2 separate regions of the Mus musculus genome follow, and region 1 is linked to region 2. Evidence: chromatin contacts called from ENCODE POLR2A ChIA-PET data. All regions are on one chromosome and are shown on one strand. Each heading gives the region's core, a stretch centred on a gene start or an enhancer-like site at or near the end of the contact. The rest is flanking DNA. Distances are from core to core; before and after follow the strand shown.

Region 1 (4,057 bases), core at 545-3,044, 190 kb after region 2:
CAACAGGTTGAATTACACTGCCAGTAACCAAAGTGCTCCCCAGGGGCAAAAGGGAGGGAGGGGTAGGCAAGACTGACAAGTCCAGGACTGGGGGAACTGTCCAAGGTGAGCCATGACCCTAAGGTGTGCGCTAAACCCGCCCTAAGGGAAGGGTGGGTCCCTCCCCTGAGGGCCTCGGCTTTAGCTTAGGGGGTTCCAGGCAGAAGAGAGTCTGTCAGCTTTAGCAGGCTCACTACAGAATCTGGCAAGCCAGAGGACACAGCTAAGCGTTCCCTTTTGGCAGGGCACTCCAGGCCAGAGTCAGGGCTGCAGACCTCAACTTTGGGTGAGGCTGGCTGCCTCCACCACCCCCAACCCCCGAAATCTTTCTTTCTCTGGCTGTACCAGAAACCCGCCTCCAAATCCAGGACCACCAGAAGTTGGCCTGAGGCTGAAAAGAGAATCTTCTACCCAGGCAAGGAACCACTTCCAAAGGACCAGTCACTTGTCTCTGTGGCTGGGACCGGCCACTCTGTAAAACTCCTAGGAATGCTGAGAGCCCAGTTCAGCCACAGGACCAGCATTCCACTCCACTCCCTTTCTCCTTCCCAAGAGCAGCGACCCTCGACCCTTGACCCTTGACCTGGGAGTACCCAGGCTGGTTCCAGGACACACAGCACCTAAGCAAGAAGCTGTCAAAGCCTTAGGCCTCTACCCTCTTCTGTCTACACAATCAGGGGCAAGATTATGGGATTCTCCGACCCAGCCTGGGCGAACCAGCCACCAGAAAACCAACACCATCACTCCGCTCTCATCACTCAATGCTCCTGGACAACCATACTAACCACTGTCATGCCCCTATCGGTCCCCTCCCCACTCCACCCTCTCCCTCCCGGAAAACAAGGCGGAATCCAGGGCTAAGGGCCGAGGCCAGCCCCCAAAACCACCTCCAGGAATGTGACGGAAAAGACCATCATCCCTGTCCTAAAAAACAGGGCAAGACTATTCTGGAGAGCTTCAAAAAGTTCTGTCCCCCGTCCCCCCCCCCCCCCCCCGAACCAAAGCTGCGAAAATGTGCTCTGGTGTTCCCACAACTTCAAGCATTCTTGTGCGTGCCATGGATCAAAGGTTTTCCTTACACTTAAACAGCGGCCAATTTGAATAATCTTGGGTGTGTTGGGTTTGTTGTTGTTTTTTTTTTTTTTTTTTTTTACTTTTTTTTTTTTTAATGCACCAGAGGTTTTCACAATCTGATGAAAACTTTTATAGACCATGCAAGTTTGTCCTTAAAGTCCCTGACTGAGACCAAGGCTAGGAGCGCAACAACACCTGCCTGCTGTGTGCGCCCAGAGAGAACTAGCTAGGCGGAGTGCGCCCCGCCCTCGAGGTTTCCCTCGGGCCACATTGAAGGGCGCCACCGCAGCTCCCGGGGCGCCTCGTCGTCGCCTCCCTGCCTCCTTCGCGCGCAGCACCCCGACAGCCCCGAAGTTCCACCGCCGCGCAACCCGCTTTGCCCGCTGTCCGGCGCTGCGCGCTCACCCGCCGTAGTGCGCCTTCAGACGGACGCGGCCGCCGCTCCGGTCCATCTTGGGGTCCGTCCTGCTGGGCATGGCGCACTCAGCCAGCCGCCGTCAGCGCTGCTTCCAGGGCGCTCCGGCCATGGCTAGCGGCCCCGGAGAAGGGCCGGGTTGCCAGGCGGGGCAGACGGCGGAACGCGGAAGGGAGCGCGCGGAAGGGAGCGCGCAGCACGGGACAGACGGCACCCGCCTCGCCAACTCCGCGGAACTTGGGCGGTGCGCGGAGCTGGGGGCACACTGGATGGGGGCGGAACCTGGCCATCGAGACGGCCAATCCACGAGGCGGGAGGCACCTGTGGCCAATGAGGGCTCCCCGGGGCCGCCACCTGGGCCAATCCTCGGGGGGCCGCGCGGCCGCGGCCCAATAACCAGAGTGCAGGATGAACTACCTGTCGGGCGCGGCCCTGGGCCAATGGGAGCGCGCACGTAGTGGCTTTGCCCGGCAACGGGCGGCGACCCGAATAGTCCAGGGACAGTCAGGCCACTCCGCCCCGTGCTTCTGAGTCTGCTGGGTCTGTTGTGCTGAAAGCCGGGCAAACTTTTTGGAGGTGCGGGTTGTCCGATGTTTTCAGACCTTCGGAGTACGAACTCCAGCTGTCCGCAGCGTCCCCGAGGTTGCGAGGAGCTGAGCAACTCCTCAAAGTGCGAGCTGGTCTGGCCCTCCGGTCCCAGCCCTCCCAACTTCAGGGGCATCCCGCATCCCCAGCCAGGAGGGCCTGTCTTTATTCGCCGCCTCTGCACCAGTTAGCTTCTCCGCCGAACAGATCTGGAGAATCGTAAGGTCTTCTTAGCCCTTCGCTTTACATTCCACACGCGTGCCTGGTTCTTCTTGGTGCCAGGCACTGAGGTGACGCTGGAGGGCTGAAAAGACGCAGCGGCCCTGATCTTACATCCCGCGTTCTCTCTAGAAGACACCTATTGGCAGCCACCTGGTCATCTTCAGATGCCTTTTTGTTTGTTTTGTTTTTTGAGACAGGCTTTCTCCGTAGCTCAGGCTGCCCTAGAGCTCTCTCTGTAGACCAGGCTGGCCTTGACCTCAGAGATCCACCTTCTTCTCGCTCCCAAGTGCTGGGATTAAAGGCATATGCCACCCCCGCAGGCTTTAAGTGGCTTTTAAACACTTTAATCTTAAAAATAATTTTTAAAAAAATGGTGGCATGCCTACAATCTCAATATTAGAGAAACGGAGGCTGTAGCCAGCCCGGTAATCCCCAGTAATGCCTCAGATAATTTTTCAAAACCCTTTGAACTCAAACCTGGTTCTCTGCACCTCTGTAGCTTCTGTCATGGCTATTAGCACTCCTTGTCCTCACCCGCCCAGGCTCCTAAGTGCTGAGATTCCAGATGTGTGTCACACTGAGTTCACAGACATATTTTTGTTTATTTTAGCGTTGGGAAATGGACGAAAGTTTTTATTTTAGGTGTATGACTGTTGTTTTGCCAGCATGTGTAGTCCTGTGTATTTGCACACCTCATGGGTGCAGTGCCCTGGAGAGGTTAGAAGAGCTCTGGGCTCACCCTGGAACTGGAGCAAGTTGTGAGATGCCATGTGGGTGCGTGGCAGGTCCTCTGCAAGGTAGCTGGTGAACCCTTAATCCTCCTGCCACACAGTCTTCCAAGCGGTTAAAATGACAGCCTGAGTTAGGCTGTGCTGCTTGGACTTTTACTTACTTTTCTGCTTGTCTGGTTGTCTGTCTCTGTGTAGCTATGTACCTGTGTATCCCATGCTGTCCTGGAACTAACTCTGTAGTCAAGGCTAGTCTCAAGCTCAGACTGCTTGTCTTCCCCCGCCCCCGCCCCCGCCCCCCCCAACATGCCGAGATTAAAGGCGTGCTCTACCATGTCCAGCTTAACCCTTAACAGCAACAGATTCAGCCAGGGTGTTGTTCTCCAAGGCTATGTCTACCTTTCTCTGGTCACAGCCTTTACATTTTACTTTTTATTGTTTTCGTTTGTTTGTTTTGTTTTGTTTTGTTTTAAAGACAAGGGCTCCCTACCCTCCACTGAGTGCCCCCAAGACCTCACATACCCCCACGCATTCTCACAGTTTCTGCATATCCTCACAATCTACAGTGCATCCTCCCTTTGAGTTCACTAAGACCCGTTTGTTGGCCTAGCCTCCCTCTCTGTGCTGGGATTATGACACAATGTCCAAGTTCTTAAAAAACAAAAAAACAAAAACAAACAAGTCAGCCCTTGCTGGGGTTGTAGTCTAGTGTTTTAAAAGCCTTTGGTTGGGGCTGGAGAGATGGCTCAGTGGGTAAGAGCACCGACTGCTCTTCCGAAGCTCCTGAGTTCAAATCCCAGCAACCACATGGTGGCTCACAACCATCTGTAGTGAGATCTGATGCCCCCTTCTGGTGTGTCTGAAGACAGCTACAGTGTACTTAGATATAATAATAAATAAATCTTTAAAAAAAAAAAGCCTTTGGTAGAAACGGGAGAGATGGCCCAACAGTAAAGAGTAGGGGTTGCCCTTCCAGAAGGGGTCTCTATTCCTA
Region 2 (4,324 bases), core at 3-2,502:
TCATGTGTTGTGGAGTACATCCATATGATCTAGGGCTGACTGGAGTAGCCTTAGTGTTAAGAGGCCAGATTGCAGCCAGGGGCAGCCCAGAGTCCCAAATTCTCACAGCCAACCCACAGACCCCAGTCTAGCCACAGCAGGTCCTACTAATAAGCAATAAGTCAGTGGAGAATCATCATGTCCCATTCCCCCTTCATAGGGCAGACCAGAGCCAGAATAATGTAGTCACTCGACTTACAGTGAGGGAGTGAGGACTTGGGCTCCTTTAGGCAAAACTACCAAGACATGGGCAACCCTGAACCGAACACTACAGTTGAAGCAAACGCTTCCCACAGGTGACACAGAGCTAGGGTCTCCACAGCGGGTTTCTGTCTTCTACAGGTGAACCCTACATTGCCTCACTCTGGAACCGGCTCTGCTTGAGCTACGGGTCTTTTCTGGAGAGTCCGCAGCTCTAGAAGTTTCTATTTTTGCCATCGCCGTTAATATTTTACACATCCGAAGTCACACTCTCATCATGCTCAAATTAACCTACTTTCTGGCTCCTTACTGTGCTACCGAGGCGGCAGACTGGGTTCCTAAGGCAGCCCCAGCCCCCCAGTGGGGCACAAGCACAGTTACGGGGGCTGACTTTGATTCCCTTAAGTAGGTCATTCTCTAGTTCTCCCAATACTGTTCCAAAGAAACGGAGTCAGCAAGAGCCTGCCTTCTTTCTCCCTCCGGGGAGGACCCACTGAGCAATCCTTCCCCTCCCGGGCTCCCGCTGAGATCTGCGAGTGCCTCGGCTCTCTAAAAGGAGCCCCGAGAGTTGGGTCTGACAATAAGCTCCTTTCATGGACCTGGACCTGTCAAAAAGCGGCAAGAGCCCACCCTTGGGACGGGATTTCTTTCATGGGTTGGTTGGGGAGATGGGATGGGAAAGGCCAAGTCTCTAGCGTGCCAGCCAAGCCTGCAGAGAAGAGCGAGGGCCCAAGTAAGCCACTACTGGAACATACATCCTGGTTTTGTAGGGACACAACTCCAGGGCTCCCTCTGGAACTGCATTGATGCCTCCTCACAAACCTGTTTCAGAAGGAGAGAGTCATGAAGCTAGCTCCCAAGCAGATAGGATGTTCCCTAGATGATACATGGGAAGTAACTGTTAAAAGACTTAAAATGCAAGGGCCAGAGCCCCAAAGACAGCCAGCCAGCCACTGGTACAACAGCAGTCTGCGATGTGGGCGTGCCCCTGCCTGGGAGCTCTGGTCTGGGTGGGGGCAGGGCAAAAGGGCCTATTCTTTCCCAGCGTCCCTCAGCTGCTCCCAGCAGACATTCCATCAAGATGACTCTCGCTAAGGGCGGGGCAGCCTGTAATGGCTGCTTGGCCAGCTGCCACCCCTTCACCAGAGATTGATCAAGATAAACAGGCCTTCCCATCTAGGGCTGGAGGAAAGGCTGCAGGCTGCAGTGAGGAGGACACGAAGTGAGGGAGGCGAATGCCACTGCAGGCGCAGTTCGCTCTTCTGGGAAGGTGGACTCACCAGAATCACAGAGTCTCCGCAGGCCAGCAGGAGGGCTCGCCTTCCCACCTCCTGTACTCCCTACACATCGACAACAAGCCCTCAATAGCACAGAGCAGGGCAAATGGGCCTCAAGGCCTGACCAACTTGGTCCCTAACAGCACATTCCGGCTTCCTCTCTAACATCTGGAAGTGGCAGGCTGGTTTTGACCCATCTCATGTAACCAGAAACATATACAACATGCAGCACTGAGGAGCCGTGGCTTGAGAAAGGACCAGACTGACCCAAGTCCTTAGAACTTTTAAGTGTCGACACTAAACCCAGCTCACTCAATACCCAGCCCGAGCCTCGATGAGCTGCCCGGGGTTCTGTCAGCTACATCTTGAAACCAGCTGTCTCCTGCCACTTACTTGCCAGCCCTAGGTCATTCTCTCTGCCCTCTAAGCTCACAGGCTCTGTCCCAGCATGCACTCTCATCCTAACAGACACTAACAGACAAGGTTAGTCACACGTAAGACTTTGCAAAGTCCCTAGTTCTCCTGAGACGTGGGGGACACTGCTGAGCTGGGAGATGTTCCCTCCCATCTCAAGCCCCAGTGAACAGCGAGTCTGCCCCTCCTCTCACAGGCCCCAAGTCCCCCCCCCCCCCCCCCCCCCGCTTCTGTAGGGCTGTGGAATGGACAACAATGCATAGCCCAGGCTGGCCAGCCAGTAAATGCTGCAGACAGGAGAGCGAGACAGCAGCTGGTGGAAAGAAAAGACGGCTAGCTCGGTTGATCCCAAAGCCACAGGAATTACGGGTATGCTGGAGAAAGAGCTTGCTGAGGACCACATGCAGGCCCCCTAGGACCCAGGGCTTCTGGCTTTCCTGCCACCTTCCAGGAACTAGAACTCATGTGAGCCAAGGAACAGAAGAGGGAGCAAAGCCACAGCATCTTAGGGTTCAGAAGGGATCCTGGTCTTTGTGCCAGTGGCGAGTGAAGGCAGGGACTCTTCAGGACAACACTTCACCTCAGAGGACACTTAGTTCTGTTCCTTGGCCTCCTAAGGTTCCTTACTCCTCAATGGAAGGGCAACCGCAGCCTACCAGGTATCCATACAAAGTACAGTCTATGCTCAACTTTCCTATCGTTCTAATAACAAGGCCTAGGTAGATGCTGGTGATAGGTTACGTTCACAGCTTAGGGACACTCTACCTTGCACGTATCTATCTATCTATCTATCTATCTATCTATCTATCTATCTATTTAGGTGGGGGTAGGTTTGGGGTCGGCCTCACTATATAGCCCTGGCTGTGCTGGAACACACAAAGCTCCACCTGCCTCTGCCTTCCAAGAGCTGGGAAATTTTCCAATTTTCCCTTAATCCCAACACTCAGGAGGCAGAGGCAGGTGGATCTCTAAGCTCAGGCCTAGGTTGGTTTACAAAGTGAGTTCCATAACATCCAGGGCCACACAGAGAAAGCCTGTCTCAAATCCCATTCCTGTAGATCTTCCCTTTATATTCTCCATACTCTCTTCTCACGTCTCCTAACAATATGTTCTCTGGCCCAGCTCAGCTCAGCTTCTCCTGTCACCAACTGCCCGCCCACCCCCCACTCTTCTGTCTCCTGGAACTACTTCAATGCCACTCCTGAATTCTACTCCCCAGCTCTCAGCTTCCGCTGGCTTTTATATTCTCTCCTAGTCCCAGAACTCCAAGAGGCAACTAACACTGAAGGGCACAGGGTCCTTTAAAAGGTCCAGGCACATAAAATAAATCCTACTAAACTCCCACCCCAAGTTTGATTTACTCACTTCATGTTATGTGTGTACCATGTGCGTGCCTGCTGCAGTGGTCAGAACATGTGTACCATGTGCATGCCTGCTGCAGAGGTCAGAACATGCTTTGGGTCACCTGACACTGGATTTAGGGATGGTTGTTGGAGCTGGGAACTGAACCAAGGTCCTCTCCAAGAGCAGTAAATGCTCTTAGCCACTGAATCATGTCTCTAGCCCTTTACAGAAATGGCACTCGAGGCAGTGTGACGATGCACTAGGGCTGAGGACTGATGTGCCCGACTCAGGGGAGGTCCAGCTATCCAGGAAAGTCATTTATTAAGGATATAGCTAAAGACCCTGTAAGAAGGGAACCTGCGGGAACAGTTATCCATAGCTGAGCATATATCCGCAAGTACCAGAGAAGCTCTCAAAAAGACGTGGCCTGACCTCTGCACTGGTGGTCCCATGAGACTCCCTGGCAAGGTGCTCCTGTGGAAAGAGATAGCTGGGGGGTGTGGGGGGATGTCAGCCAAAAGACTTTTGTGTAGGGCCAGACCCAGACCTTTGACAACGAATATGCAGATGAGGTGGACCCTTGTCCAGAACCCAGCACCGTGTACAAAGACACTGCCCCATTGTCATTGATGCTCCATCCCAGAGTAAAATGTTTGGCCGTTTTCATTTCCCTCTAAATTGGAAATCTTCTTGCCCAGAGAAAACACATGGCCACATTTCCTGTCCAGGGCCAACACCTTCCTGTCTTCAAAGACTAAATAAAAACACCCCCATGTGGCTTTGCCTCCGTCTGCTCTGGAAGAGGAGCAGGGTAGGGCTAGAGCCTGCACAGCCATGCAAGGAGCTCTGCGGCCCTGAGTGAATGCCAATTACCACAGCCCTGGGGATCTACAGAGCCTCCTGAAGCAGATGAGGACAAACAGGGGGCTGTTCTAACACCTGCCCCAGGCACACACAAGCTTCCAAGCTTGGTGCCTGGGACTGAGAAGAAAACAGGCTTCTGCAATTACTTTTAGTCAGTGGTAAGCACCTCACCACTGGGTTCAACG

What was found. ChIA-PET counts read pairs that join two places held with the same protein, here RNA polymerase II (POLR2A).
Region 1: POLR2A ChIA-PET joins it to region 2 with 11 read pairs in embryonic stem cell. The contact joins the promoter of Prkcz here to the enhancer-like site in region 2. POLR2A ChIA-PET finds 5 or more read pairs at or near these places in 2 of 5 experiments (Patski and embryonic stem cell).

What each region holds. Positions count from the first base shown.
Region 1 is chr4:155,359,634-155,363,690 of GRCm38, forward strand. Prkcz (protein kinase C, zeta) reads right to left here and starts at 1,795. Exons shown (of 18, transcript NM_008860.3): 1 at 1,519-1,795. The coding sequence starts at 1,589.
Region 2 is chr4:155,172,324-155,176,647 of GRCm38, forward strand. All of the region lies in intron 1 of Ski (ski sarcoma viral oncogene homolog (avian)), which reads right to left. Among named protein-coding and RNA genes, the nearest start is that of Ski, 48 kb to the right of the region's middle. Within about 2 kb of position 1,253, at least 1 of the 3 ENCODE cell types and tissues checked has a DNase peak (open chromatin) inside an H3K27ac peak, as active enhancers do.